Regions from separate parts of the Homo sapiens genome. Here region 2 is linked to region 1. The links are chromatin contacts, found by Hi-C or POLR2A ChIA-PET in ENCODE. All regions are on one chromosome and are shown on one strand. Each heading gives the region's core, a stretch centred on a gene start or an enhancer-like site at or near the end of the contact. The rest is flanking DNA. Distances are from core to core; before and after follow the strand shown.

Region 1 (6,555 bases), core at 3,805-6,304:
GGCATCCTAGCACCGCTGAGCGCTGTGTGGGCCTGGGCAGGGACTTGAGGTCTCTGAAGCTCAGCTGTATGATCAGGCCCGATGTCTACGCCGGATAGGCACCTAGTGCTGTGCCCGGCGCCTACTGAGTGCTCAGTGAATGGAAGCAGCTTTGTACGCCAGCGTTATGGTGGTGAGCGCCAAGGAGCTCAGGTTTGTGGATGCGCCCCGGGGAAGAACCGTGAGCCCTGCCAGAAAGGGGAGGGAGGGGAGCAGAGCACCCCCCTTCCCCCGCGCGGGAAGAACAGGAGCTAGGTAGGCCCTGGGTTTGGGGCCCTAGCAGGGTTCACTCGAGGCCAAGCCATGGCCACTGGCCCCAGGGGAGAATCCCCTTGTTTCTCCGCCCACCAGCTGTGGCGTCTTGGGACTGTTGGGGTCAGGGAGGGTCTGGACCCCCTTGGCCTGTCGCAGAGTCCGAGAGGAGGGGCCCAGGAGTCTGCCAAGCAGGGTGAGTCAGCCAGTAGGGTGTGAGAGTGGTTGGGGAAGGAGTCAGCTGCAGTCAGCCTCAACTTACCCTTCTAAGAAATAGGTGTGAGTGGCCCAGGAGGTTGGCTCACGCCTGTAATCCCAGCACTTTGTGAGGCTGAGGCGGGAGGATCATTTGAGTCCAGGAGTTTGAGACTAGCCTGGACAACAAAACTAGACCCCGTCTCTCCAAAAAATAAAAAAAGTTAGGGGAAGTGTGTGTGGTGGTGCACTCCCGTAGTCCCAGCTACTCAGGAGGCTGAGGCGGGAGGATCGCTTGAGCCCAGGAGGTTGAGGCTGCAGTGAGGTGTGATGGTGCCACTGCACTTCAGCCTGGGAGACAGAGCGAGACCCTGTCTCAAAAAAAAGAGAAGAAAAAGAAAAGAAAAGAAATAGGTGTGAATGATGATGACAGCTATCACAAAAGTGCCGGTGAGAATCCAGTGAGTGTGCATGTGTCAGTGAGGGAGACAGGCTGTGGAGAGCCCACCTACCTTCTGAGGAGGGTGAGGCCTGGCCCCCACTACTGATGCCCCCAGCCCAGGGAAAATGCTCAGCTACTCCCCGTCAGAAGCTGGAAGCACTGAGGTGCTGTACAAGCCCTCCTACCCCCACCCCTGCCTCCTTCACGTCTTACTGGAGCTGGGGCCCATGATTGGCGCCTCCCCTTTGCAGTCTTTTTATTAAATGCTCTGGGCTCCCTCTGCCCTTGGGCTGGGGACCCACTGTACCCTGATGTGAATCCTATGGCAATAGCAAAGCTCTTTGATTGGCGGGGTGCAGTGGCTCACGCCTATAATCCCAGCACTTTGGGAGGCAAAGGTGGGTGGATCATGAGGCCAGGAGTTCGAGACCAGCCTGGCCAACATGGCAAAACCCCATTTCTACTAAAAATATAAAAAATTAGCTGGGCATGGTGGCGGGCGCCTGTAGTCCCAGCTACGCAGAAGGCTGAGGCAGGAGAATGGCATAAACCCAGGAGGTGGAGCTTGCAGTGAGCCGAGATCTCGCCATTGCACTCCAGCCTGGGTGACAGAGTGAGACGCTGTCTCAAAAAAAAAAAAAAAAAAAAAAAGGCTCCTTGATTGCGAACATGTTGGGAGTTATGGAGAGAACAGCAGGGCCCACTTCTAGAGCACTTGTTGCAGACACCCATTGGATCCTTGCAGTTCTTCTGTAACAGCCCATCAAGGGAGGGGCTCATATTATTATCCCCATTTTTTGGCCTTGCTCAGTCCTCCCATCTGATTCAAGCTGGCAGATCATTTTCCCTATTGGGACCTCAGTGTCCACACCTGGAGGATGGAACATCAGCTGCTTATGTGGGTGTCCCGTGTCCTGAGTCCCAAGGCCACAAGGTGATGCTTGAGAGTGAAGGTAGAATGTTACCTGCCATGTGTTTGAGGCGTGACAAATCTTGTATGATTGTGAGGAGGAACTTGTGTGAGCTGGCAGGAGAAGTGGGAAGGAGTGTGAATCTCAGAGCCACTGTGACCAGAGCCAGCTCCCTGCCCTCTTGTGGGAGGGACAGATGACAGTTATAATTATTAGCATTACTAGCTGCAGCTAATGGAGTGTTGATGTTTCTGTGCCAGGCACCGTTCTAAACACATTATCTGCATTTTTTATTTAATCCAGGCACAGAGAGGTTAACTAGGCCCAAGATCACACAGCTAGGAAATGTCCAATCTGGGGTTTGAGTCCAAGGGAGGCTGGCTTCGAAATCCCATGCCTCTAACCATCTTTCCTAAACTACCTCTGCAGAAGCCTTTGGGGATAGAGGTGCCAGTGCCCCAGGTGCAAACCTCCTGAGACAGGAGCCTTTGCTGTGTCCTTCAGCTTCTCATACCTGCCACCAGCTGAGGCCTGGGACCTGGTCAGCTAGAAGAAAGCAGAGCAGGGCAGCGCTTTTCAAACTGCACTCAAGTGGCCTGACTTTTAATGTTCACACTGTGATTCTGTGTGGGTCGGGTTGGGGCCTGCGATGCTGCACTGCTGACCAGCTCCCAGGAAATGCTAATGTCAACGATCCAGGAACACACTTTGCTTAGCAAGGCCCTAGGCAGCTGCCTTCTGTTGTGCGGGACCCCTATTGACTCCAATGGATATAGCACCAGGTTCAAGAGGCTACCTTCTTTGGAAGAGGTAGCAAACAAGATACGGGGTTTTACTGGGGGCTTAGACACAGGGAAGAGAGTCCAGTGGCGGCAGACTGAGCAGAAGAACCGCAACCACTTGCAAATCATGCAGTTTATGTAGCATTTTCATTTAACACCTTCTCCCAACCATCTCCACCTAGTAACCTTCATTTAACCCAAAACAAAGGGCCTCGGTCCCTATACCCCTGTATGGTCAGTGTCCCGTGGGAATGGGGTGGGGCTCAGATGTTCCTCATAGATAACGACTGGATCTCCAGGTTGGCCACTCTTGGATTCCTTCGCTCAGAACTCTGAACACCCATTCAAGTGTGCCTGCCATGCAGGGTCATCGTCAGGGGATGCCCAAGTCAAGTTTGCCCTGTCGGGTGTGCCTCCCATACCCCCACCTGGTTTGACTTAGCACCTGCTGGGCACTGGAAGAAGTGGAAAGGGGGGTTGCAGGGGTGGCCCTTATCAGCCTATGTTCACAGGTGGCACCAGGCACTCAGGCATTCTGCATCCTGGAGGCCAGTGCTGATCACATGCCTGTTACAATAATCATAACAATAGCTGTCCTTGAAGTAGTCCTGGGTACCAGGTGCCTTCAGTGACTTTTTCTTTTTTGCCAGAATCTCACTCTGTCGCCCAAGCTGGAGTGCAGTGGCAAGATTTTGGGTCCCTGCAACCTCTGCCTCCTGGGTTCATGCGATCCTCCTGCCTCAGCCTCCCAAGTAGCTGGGACTACAGGCGTGTGCCGCAGTCTCACTCTGTTGCCCAGGCTGGAGTGCAGTGGTGTGATCCTGGCTCACTACAACCTCCACCTCCCGAGTTCAAGCCATTCTTCTGCCTCAGCCTCCGGAGTAGCTGGGATTACAGGCGTCCACCACCACGCCCGGCTAATTTTTGTATTTTTAGTAGAGACAGGGTTTCACCACGTTAGCCAGCTGGTCTCGAACTCCTGATCTCAGGTGATCCTCCCACCTTGGCTTCCCAAAGCGCTGGGATTACAGGTGTGAGCCACTGTGCCCGGCTAGTAACTTTTATCTCACGGAATCCTCTGGACGACTTGACAAGGCATGGGTCTTCATCCCCATTTACAGATGAAGAAACTGAAGCTTAGGGAGTGGAGGGACTTGCCAGGGCTACACAAAATCTGAGAGCCTTGAAGCTGTAGACTGGCAAGTGAACAGGTACAGGCTGGGACAGCAGTTTCTTTCTTTTTTTCTTTTTTTAGACAGAGTTTCGCTCTTGTTGCCCAGGCTGGAGTGCAATGGCACGACCTCGGCTCACTGCAACCTTCGCCTCCCAGGTTCAAGTGATTCTTCTGCCTCAGCCTCCCAAGTAGCTGGAATTACAGGCATGCACCACCATGCCCGGCTAATTTTTTGTATTTTTAGTAGAGACGGGGTTTCTCCTTGTTGGCCAGGCTGGTCTCGAACTCCCGACTTCAGGTGATCCGCCCACCTCAGCCTCCCAAAGTGCCGGGATTACAGGCATGAGCCACCGCACCCGGCCAAGGGACAGCAGTTTCTAAACTGTCCCTCTCTGATGCAGAGGGGAATTGGGGCTAAATCAGCAATGTGCCTTTTCTGTCTCATATTTGAATGTCTACTCTGCACGAGGCGCTGTCCTGCTTTGCATACAGTGACTCATTTAATGTTTATGTCAGCCCTCTGAGGAAGGTCCTGTCCTATTATTAACTTCACTTATTATGAGGAAACTGAGACTCAGAGAGGGGAGGGAACTTGCCAAAGTCACACAGCTGGCAAGCAGCAGAGCTAGACTTGAACCCAGATCTGCCTGCACTCAAGTAGAAGCTGTTCATTGCTTTGCTCATTTGCCAATTCCACTTTATGCAAAAAAGAGGGGGCAGTGTGGGGGGAAGAGTTAGAATCAGGGTGGCAGGGTGGGCCAGTGCATTAGCCCTGGGCTTCAGATGTACTGGGGTTGAATTCCTGCCTGCCGCTTAGCAGCTAGGGTACCTCAGGTAGACAACTCCTGAAACTCAGCTTCCCCCTCTGTAAAATGGGGTGACAAAACCAAGATCTTGGGGTTCTTGGGGAAACTGACATGCTGATTGGTTTTTGTACAGTGCCTGGCTGGTAACAGCAGGCCCTCAGGGGTGCGTTTCCTTCCTGGGGACTGGAGTGGGGGTTGCAGTAGACTCTGGGAGGCCTCTCCAGCTGCAGAATCTCCCTCCTCCCTCCTCCTTTTTGTCTTCCTGACACAAAACCCACCAGCTGCACTTCTTTGGGCTTGCAGTGGCTTTCAGTTACCAGAGCCACCTGTTAAAACAAAAATGTGCCTAGGAAGAGCCTGCCTTACCCATTTTGACTCACATGGCAGTTGGTGGTGGAGGGGAACAAAGGAGACTGAGTTTCATCGAAGCCTTTTGCTTCGGAGGAGGAAGGGAGGATCAGAGAGAGGAAGTGGTCTGTGTTCACACAGGGAGGCAGGGGAGGCCAGGCAGCTTCCCAATCCTGCATTCAACCTCAGGGTGGGCTTGACCTGGGTGGCTGGGGGCCCTGTGATCCAGGAGAGACTTGTCCACCTGCTCAGGTGTCTTGAAGGGGTCCCTGTGGTACCCCCTGGGGCGGGGCAAGGTAGTAGGACCATGGTCTGGCTGGGGAGGTGGAGAGGAGCAGGCTGTGGGCGCAGAGTGAGGTTGGAATCTGTATTTACCCAAGGTGTTGGGGGTAGGCTTGCCCTCAGCCCTTAATGTTCTCAGGCCCCTGAGCAGTTGTGGGGGATAACCTCTGCACTCCTAGTGACCAGGGAGCTAGAACAGCAAGGAATTTGAACTTGGACACCAGCTGGGGTCAGGCTCTCTGGGTCTGAGTCCTGATTTCCCACTTTCCAGCTAGAGGAGCTTGAATGAGTCATTTAACTTCACGGTGCCTCAGTTTCCCCTCTCTAAAATGAGAATTATACCCATACCCACCTCTCAAACACCAAGTGCAGGCCTGGCTCAGAGCAGGTGCTGCAGCAATAGCTGCCATTGGTCAGCATCATCATCATGGTTGGTAATGGTCCTACTTTGACTTTTGAGACAGAGTCTCACTCTGTCGCCCAGGCTGGAGTGCAGTGGTGCAATCTCGGCTCACTACAACCTCTGCCTCCCGGGTTCAAGTGATTCTTCTGCCTCAGTCTCCCAAGTAGTTGGGATTACAGGTGTGCGCCACCATGCCTGGCTAATTTTTGTGTTTTTAGTAGAGACAGGGTTTCACCATGTTGGCCATAACAATGGCTGTCCTTGAAGTAGTCCTGGGTACCAGGTGACTTCAGTGACTTTTTTTTTTTTTTTTTTTTTGAGCTGGAGTCTTCCTCTGTCACCCAAGCTGGAGTGCAGTGGCACGATTTTGGCTCACTGCAACCTCTGCCTCCTGGGTTCATGCGATCCTCCTGCCTCAGCCTCCCAAGTAGCTGGGACTTGGGATACACTTGCCCCCGCTGGTCCTCCCTTCCACCTCTGTGAAGAGGAGGTCTCAAACTCCTGGCCTCAAGTGATCCACCCACCTCAGCCTCCCAAAGTGCTGGGATTTCAAGAGTGAGCCACCGCACCTGGCCCCTGTTTAGATGTTAGCATCAGTGACCCAGCACCTTGCTATGTGGCATGCAGGGAGCGTGCTGCTAGACCTCCGGGTTTAGAGTCAAATAGCTTCCTGGCTGTGGTATGCATTAGACTTTCTAACTCAAGGTCCTCCCACTCTCTGAGCCTCAGTCTTGTTGCCTTTAAAACGAGTTTAAGTGTGCTGAGTCCCTATGCTGTGGCTCCACAGGAATTTCCCCAGGTGGAAGACACATCTTGCCTTCTGTGAAACCTCTCAGCAGCAGAGCTGTCAGGCCCCGTCAGCAGGAGACACTGTGGGGACTGCTCAGTCCCTTCCACTGTGTACCTCGGAGCTGGCGGAGC
Region 2 (6,720 bases), core at 1-2,500, 1.2 Mb before region 1:
GTCATCGGAGTAGGAGAAGCCCACCCCAGCTGGGGACTCCAGGTATAACACATTGGCAATCTAGAGGGGAGGGAAAAATTAGCTAAATGCCACCCCATCCAAGTGCCCAGACACACCCACAGCTCCAGCTATACCAGATTCCAAGAATAGGGGTTGTACTCCAGGGTGACACCATCTGGCTGGACCTGAGGAGGAAAGAGATGGCTGAGTAAGTCCCAAGGGCCAGCTGGGTGGAGGGAAAGGGCCACCATGAGAGGCACTTTACATGTGGGTAAAACCTCTGAGAGGTACAGGCAGCAAAGCCAATGGCATAGAGGAAAATCCCGAGGCTTAGAAGGAAGGAAACTTTTTGGAAAATCACAAAGCCCCTCTCTCGCTTTCCCCAGCCTTTTACTTTGGGAACTGTGCTTTCCCCCTGCTGTCCACTCACCAGGAAGGGGCCATGCTCTGTGAGGAGCCCATCTAGTGAGCTGCAGCCGGGACCCCCATTGAGCCAAAGCACCACAGGGCTGTTCTCGGGATCCTTCTGGGACTCCACAAACCTGGGAGGGGGGTCAGGGCAGGGTTGGCGCAGTTGGAGGGGCCCTTTCCAGCCCTCCCGGCTCCCAGGCATCCTCAGGGGTCTGCAGAACTACCCCCCATCCCTCATCCGTCATCTCTTCTCCCAATCCCGCCCAGAAGGCAGGGCGGCAGACCAGTAGTGGAGGTGCTTGGAGCCGGAGCCTTTGAGGTAGCCGGAGTACTGGCGGAAAGACGGCTGCTTGGCCAGCCCGGGGAGGCGCTGGATCTCGTCCTGGTCGGGGGCTGCCTCGCCTCGGGACGCCCAGGACACTAGCAGCAGCAGCAGCAGCAGCAGCAGGAACAGCGGCGGCGGCGCGGCTCGGATCATCTACGGGAGGCAGCAGAGGGGCTGTTGACTCGCTCCTCAGCGCTTCCGTGCAGCAGCCCCCGGGGAGTTGCTGGCGGCGCCTCCGCGAGGGAAGCCCCGGCCCCAGCGCCAGCTCCCACCCGCGAGCCTCCTCTGCCGCGCACCGATCCCGGGCTCGGGGATCCCCTCCAGCCTCCGGTGCCAGCTCACCTCTGCTCCCCCGCGTCCTTGCTCTCCAGGAGGCGCCCGGGGACTGGAAGTCATGTGTACGAGTCACGTGAACTCCGGCGCCACGTGACAGTCTTCCTCCCGCCCCTTCTTTGGTCCCTACGGACCTGGGGGGCGGTGGCGGTCAATGCCGGGTCAAGGTCCGCGGGCCTCGCAGATCGTAGCCCGGGCGCACGCGATCAGATGATCCTGTTGTGGACGGCTAAGTTGTAGGCGGGATGGCTGAGAAAGCGGCGCTAGGACCCCCGGGCAGAGGCTCGGGGAAGGGAGTCAGGGGGGAAATGCCTTACAAGGTCGCCTTGCGGTCACCATCATTGCCCGCCGCCCAAAATAGCCCCCGGCGCCAGCTGGCCTGCCCTATGGCCGAGAGATGGCTGCTGCCTCCGAGCCCGTGGATTCGGGTGCACTCTGGGGACTCGAGCGCCCGGAGCCCCCTCCCACCCGCTTCCATCGGGTGCACGGTGCCAACATCCGCGTGGACCCCTCTGGGACGCGGGCCACACGCGTGGAGAGCTTCGCCCACGGCGTGTGCTTCAGCCGCGAGCCGCTGGCCCCGGGCCAGGTCTTCCTGGTCGAGATCGAGGAGAAAGAGCTGGGCTGGTGCGGACATCTGCGTCTCGGTCTGACCGCGCTGGACCCCGCCAGTCTGGCCCCCGTTCCCGAGTTTTCTCTGCCCGATCTGGTCAACCTGGGCCACACCTGGGTCTTCGCCATCACGCGCCACCACAACCGCGTGCCCCGGGAGGGCCGCCCGGAGGCGGAGGCAGCGGCCCCCAGCCGACCTCCAACCCTCCTCGTGGAACCATATCTGCGCATTGAGCAGTTTCGCATTCCCCGGGACCGCCTGGTGGGCCGCAGCCGGCCAGGGCTCTACAGCCATCTCTTGGACCAGCTCTATGAGCTGAACGTGCTGCCTCCGACCGCGCGCCGTAGCCGCCTGGGTGTCCTCTTTTGCCCGCGCCCCGATGGCACGGCCGACATGCACATCATCATCAACGGCGAGGACATGGGCCCGAGCGCCCGGGGACTGCCAGCTGCGCAGCCCCTCTACGCGGTGGTGGACGTGTTTGCTTCCACAAAGAGCGTGCGCCTTGTCCAGCTCGAGTATGGCTGTAGGTATCCCTGGGCAGCGACCCCTCCTGGCTCAGTGTGGGGACTGGAATCTACTAGGGCTCCGTAGCCCATGTGCTAGGCCTTCGTCTGTCCGGCACTAGTTTAAGAGTGGGAGAATCTAGCTTCAAATTGCACCTCTGCTTGTGATCTTGCACAAGCCTCTACATGGTTTTGGGCCTTGGTACCTATCTTGGTTGATTGATTAAGATGCCCTACAAGTTCCCTTTTAGTTTTGATAGTGTTTCCTGTATTCACCTAGGGCAGGGATTCTAAACCAATTTTAGATATTAGGGGCCTCTTTGAGAATTGTTTGCCCTTTTCTTAGAAACATGCTTGGCCGGGCACAGTGGCTCACACCTGTAATCCCAGCACTTTGGGAGGGGGAGGCAGGCAGATCACTTGAGGCCAGGAGTTCGAGACCAGCCTGGCCAACATGGTGAAAGCCTGTCTCTACTAAAAATACAAAAAGTAGCTGGGTGTGGTGGCATGTGCCAATAATCCCAGCTATTCAGAAGGCTGAGGCAGGAGAGTCACTTGAACCCGAGAGGTGGAGGTTGCAATGAGCCGAGATCTCACCAGTGCACTCCAGCCTAGGCAACAGAGCAAGACTCTGAAAAAAAAAAGAAAGAGAGAGAGAGAGGAAGAGAGAGAAAGCAAGCAAGCAAGCAAGCTAGCTAGCTCAAGCCTGGGCAACAAAGTGAGACCCCATCTGTACAAAAAATTAAATAATTATCTGGGCATGGTGGTGCATGCCTGTAGTCCCAGCTATTTGGGAGGCTAAGGCAGGAGGATCGCTTGAGCCCAAGAATTGAAGGCTGCAGTTCACTGAGCACTGCACTTCAGCCTGGGTGACAGAGCAAGACCCTCTCTCTTTAAATAAAAAAAAAAAAAGAAAGAAAAGAAAGAAACATGCTCATAGACTTGGGCATATTGGCTATTGGCTTCGAGGCATAACAAACCCCAGACTGAGAGCTTCTTAATGCTGAGTATGATTCATTATAGCCCTGGTAAGCATTGCAGTTATACCTCTCATCACATTTCATGAACTCAATGCACCAGAACCCTCTTTGTGCCAGGCCTGTGCTGGAGGCTTCAGTTGCACAGGCAAATCAGACACTACCCCTGCCCCCAGAAGCTGCTAAGTGAATGGGGAAGGGATTGTGCTAAGTGTTATGATATAAACAGGGCTGCAGCTTTGTGGCAGCTCTCAGGAAGAGGTGCTTCTCTCAGCCCCATGAAGCAGGCTGGGCCCAGAGAGCAGTAAGGACTTGCCCACATTTAATGACAAAGTGGGGACCATGACCTAGACCTTCTGGATCTTGGCCTCAGACCCACCCTCCAGTTCAGTTTGCCTTTCACAGTCTTCTTCCCACAGTGCCATCCCTGCAGACTCTGTGCCGCCTAGTGATACAAAGGAGCATGGTGCACCGGCTGGCCATTGATGGGCTCCACCTGCCCAAAGAACTTAAGGATTTCTGCAAGTATGAGTGAAGACCCACAGTGCACCAGAGCACAGCTGCATCCTGGAGCCCCAGACCTGTGGCTGGCTGGTCCGAAGTTGGCCACATTGCTGCCAGCCAAGACCAGAAATAAACAGCCGATGCTGACATCTTGATCACTGGAAGGTCTCCTTGCCCCTACAGCCTATGAGAGTCACTTCGTTTAGAATCACTGCAGGTCAGCAGGTCGGAGCAAAAGAGCAGGGGTCCCTAGGCTGGCTGCTTGTTAGAGTCATCTTAGGATATGTAAAGAGTGCTGGTGTCCCACATCCCATCCCTAGGGATTCGTATTTGATTTGTTGGGAAATTAGGCCTAGACATTGTGTTTTGTAAAAGCTTCTCAAGAGATTCTCATGTACAGCCAGGGTTGAGAAGTATGTCCCTAGAAAAAAGGTTCCAACTTTGTCATATATTATAATCACTTGAGGAATTTTGAAAAATACCAATACCTGGCCTGTAATCCCAGCACTTTGGGAGGCCGAGGTGGGCAGATCACTTGAGGTCAGGAGTTTGAGACCAGCCTGGCCAACATGGTGAAACCCTGTCTCTACTAAAAATACAAAAGTTAGCCAGGTGTGGTGGCAGGTTCCTGTAGTCCCAGCTACTCGGGAGGCTGAGGCAGGAGAATTGCATGAACCCAGGAGGCAGAGGTTGCAGTGAGCTGAGGTCTTGCTCCTGCACTCCAGCCTTCCAGTCATGGCGACAAAGTGAGACTCTGTCTCAAAAAAAGAAAAAGAAAAATACCAATACTGGGTCTGACCCGAAGTCTTACTCTACAAGGCACGAAGCACTTGGCTCCTGTGTTTCCATCTCTGGTCATCTGCTTCCATACAAATGATCTCATTTCATCCTCAAAACTCCTAATGAGGTAGTGGGCAGTCATCAGACACACTTTACAGATAAGGATATCAAGGAACAAAACTATCTGGGTGACTCGTTCAAGGTTAGGGCAAGAACCTAGAACACCCAGCTCCTGGTCTGGTGCTCTTTTAACCTCATCCTATTGTCATGTCCAGGTTCTAGAATGAATAGGTCAACGCTGTAAAGTGGATTCCAAGTGTGAAGGGGAGGGTCTATGAGGTGACATTCTAGAAGGGTGAAGAAGGGAGGACAGGCGGCAGATCACTATTCCCTCACAAACCGGGGCTTTGGGGAAGCCATGTCCTACTTCAGGACTCCACAAACTCATCCAGGTCCTCTGCCTTCCGGCCAAGGTGAGCGGGGGGCACCTGCAATTGGAGGGAGTGCGGCAGCTTCCCCTGAGAAGTTGCTTTCTGGCTCTGGGGAGGTGGCGGTTCTGCTGGGCATTTGGGGGCTGGCCCTAGAATCAATTCTTTTAGAAGAAAAGCCATTCCAAACATCCTTGCCAATCAATAACTACCCGCTTGCTCACTATTCATTAATTCAACAAACGCTTCTCCATCACCTACTCCGTGTTGGGGACTGGGAGTGTGGATATGAGTAACACCTAGTTCCCAACCTCTAGACAGTCCGCTGGGGCTGGTCTTAGTTACGCCCCCAAGCTCTGCTCCCATGCCCTGCCCCTCAGGGCCCCCTCCTCAAAGAACTGAGAATAACGTTCCATTTCATTCCTGTCTCTGCAGGTGGGGCTGCTTCTCCAGGCTTGTCCCTTGGCCTCTGTAGTCCTGTAGAGCCAGTGGTGGTGGCCTCTGGTGGAACAGGCCCACTGAGCCAGAAAGCTGAGCAGGTGGCACCTGCTGCCCAGGCCTGGGGCCCAGCCCTGGCAATGCCACAAGCCAGGGGCTGCCCTGGGGGGACTAGCTGGGAGACACTACGGAAGGAATACAGCCGAAACTGCCACAAATTCCCGCATGTGAGGCAGCTGGAGAGCTTGGGCTGGGACAATGGCTACTCCAGAAGCAGAGCCCCTGACCTGGGTGGCCCCAGCAGGCCTAGGCCCCTGATGCTGTGTGGGCTGTCACCACGGGTTCTACCGGTACCCTCTGAGGCAGTGGGGAAGGAGGCCAGCTCCCAGCCTGATATCTGCATCCTCACCCTCGCCATGATGATCGCTGGCATCCCCACCGTGCCCGTCCCAGGAGTTCGGGAAGAGGACCTGATCTGGGCCGCTCAAGCTTTCATGATGGCCCATCCGGAGCCAGAGGGTGCTGTGGAGGGGGCGCGGTGGGAGCAGGCACATGCCCACACAGCCTCTGGGAAGATGCCCCTAGTGAGATCTAAAAGGGGCCAGCCTCCTGGCTCCTGCTTGTAGATGGATGAAATAGCACCAGATATGTAGGGTGGTTTCTCCGTATGGTTCTTGGGCAGACAGGGTTGGGAGGAGGGCCTATGGCAGGGATGGGGATAGAGCTGGTGGTTGAGCCATTCTGACAAATTCCAGTCCTTCATCAGGGACTTCCAGACCCTAAAGTTTCTCCAGATACCACTAAGACAGGAGATAGGTTTTGTCAGGTAGATACAATGGAAATTATCTGAGGTAGGGGCCCCTGCTTGGAGAGTTAAGGCTGCTTTTATGTTGTTTTGAAGACTTGATCAGAATTTTTTTTTTTTTTGAGATAGGGTCTCACTGTGTCACCAATGCTGGAGTGCAGTGGCACAATCACAGCTCACTGCAGCCTCAACCTCCTGGGCTCAAGTGATCTTCCTACCTCAGCCTTCCTGAGTAGCTGGGACTACAGGCACGTGCTACATCCAGCTAATTTTTGTATTTTTTGTACAGAAGGGGTTTTGCCATGTTGCCCAGGCTGCTCCAATCTGCCTGTTTTGGCCTCCCAAGGTGTTGGGATTAGAGGCGTGAGACGCCGTACCTGGCCTACCCAGAATTTTTTTTTTTTAATTTTTATCTTTTAGACAGAGTCTTGCTCTGTCACCTAGGCTGGAGTGCAATGGCATGATCTTGGCTCACTGCAACCTCCGTCTCCCAGGTTCAAGTGATTCTCCTGCCTCAGCTTCCCGAATAGCTGGGATTACAGGTGCCTGCCACTACGCCCGGCTAATTTTTGTATTTTTAGTAGAGACACGGTTTCACCA

The links. Hi-C counts contacts between places; a loop is a spot of excess contacts on that map. ChIA-PET counts read pairs that join two places held with the same protein, here RNA polymerase II (POLR2A). Pooled maps may share reads with other maps.
Region 2: a pooled map shows a loop between it and region 1 (3-fold over the local background). The contact joins the promoter of NEURL2 here to the enhancer-like site in region 1. A Hi-C loop is called at or near these places in 1 of 50 pooled maps. POLR2A ChIA-PET finds 5 or more read pairs at or near these places in 2 of 52 experiments (GM10248 and HEK293T).

Annotation. Positions count from the first base shown.
Region 1 is chr20:44,644,755-44,651,309 of GRCh38, reverse strand. All of the region lies in intron 1 of ADA (adenosine deaminase), which reads left to right. Among named protein-coding and RNA genes, the nearest start is that of ADA, 3.7 kb to the left of the region's middle. RefSeq lists enhancers at 53-162, 2,752-3,252, 4,641-5,156, 5,090-5,189, 4,005-5,258 and 1 more, silencers at 3,275-3,443, 5,320-5,399 and cis regulatory regions at 4,001-4,596, 4,980-5,007, 5,696-6,254. Within about 2 kb of position 5,054, at least 10 of the 41 ENCODE cell types and tissues checked have a DNase peak (open chromatin) inside an H3K27ac peak, as active enhancers do.
Region 2 is chr20:45,885,738-45,892,457 of GRCh38, reverse strand. It overlaps NEURL2 (neuralized E3 ubiquitin protein ligase 2), which reads left to right and starts at 1,250. Exons shown (of 2, transcript NM_080749.4): 1 at 1,250-2,208; 2 at 3,585-3,824. The coding sequence starts at 1,467. The coding sequence ends at 3,700. It overlaps CTSA (cathepsin A), which reads right to left and starts at 1,123. Exons shown (of 15, transcript NM_000308.4): 1 at 1,079-1,123; 2 at 696-889; 3 at 431-542; 4 at 135-185; 5 at 1-60. The coding sequence starts at 889. SPATA25 (spermatogenesis associated 25) reads left to right here and starts at 4,836. Exons shown (of 2, transcript NM_080608.4): 1 at 4,836-4,922; 2 at 5,313-5,967. The coding sequence starts at 4,868. The coding sequence ends at 5,941. RefSeq lists enhancers at 787-836, 1,076-1,785, 5,124-5,624, 5,625-6,125 and a silencer at 877-1,146.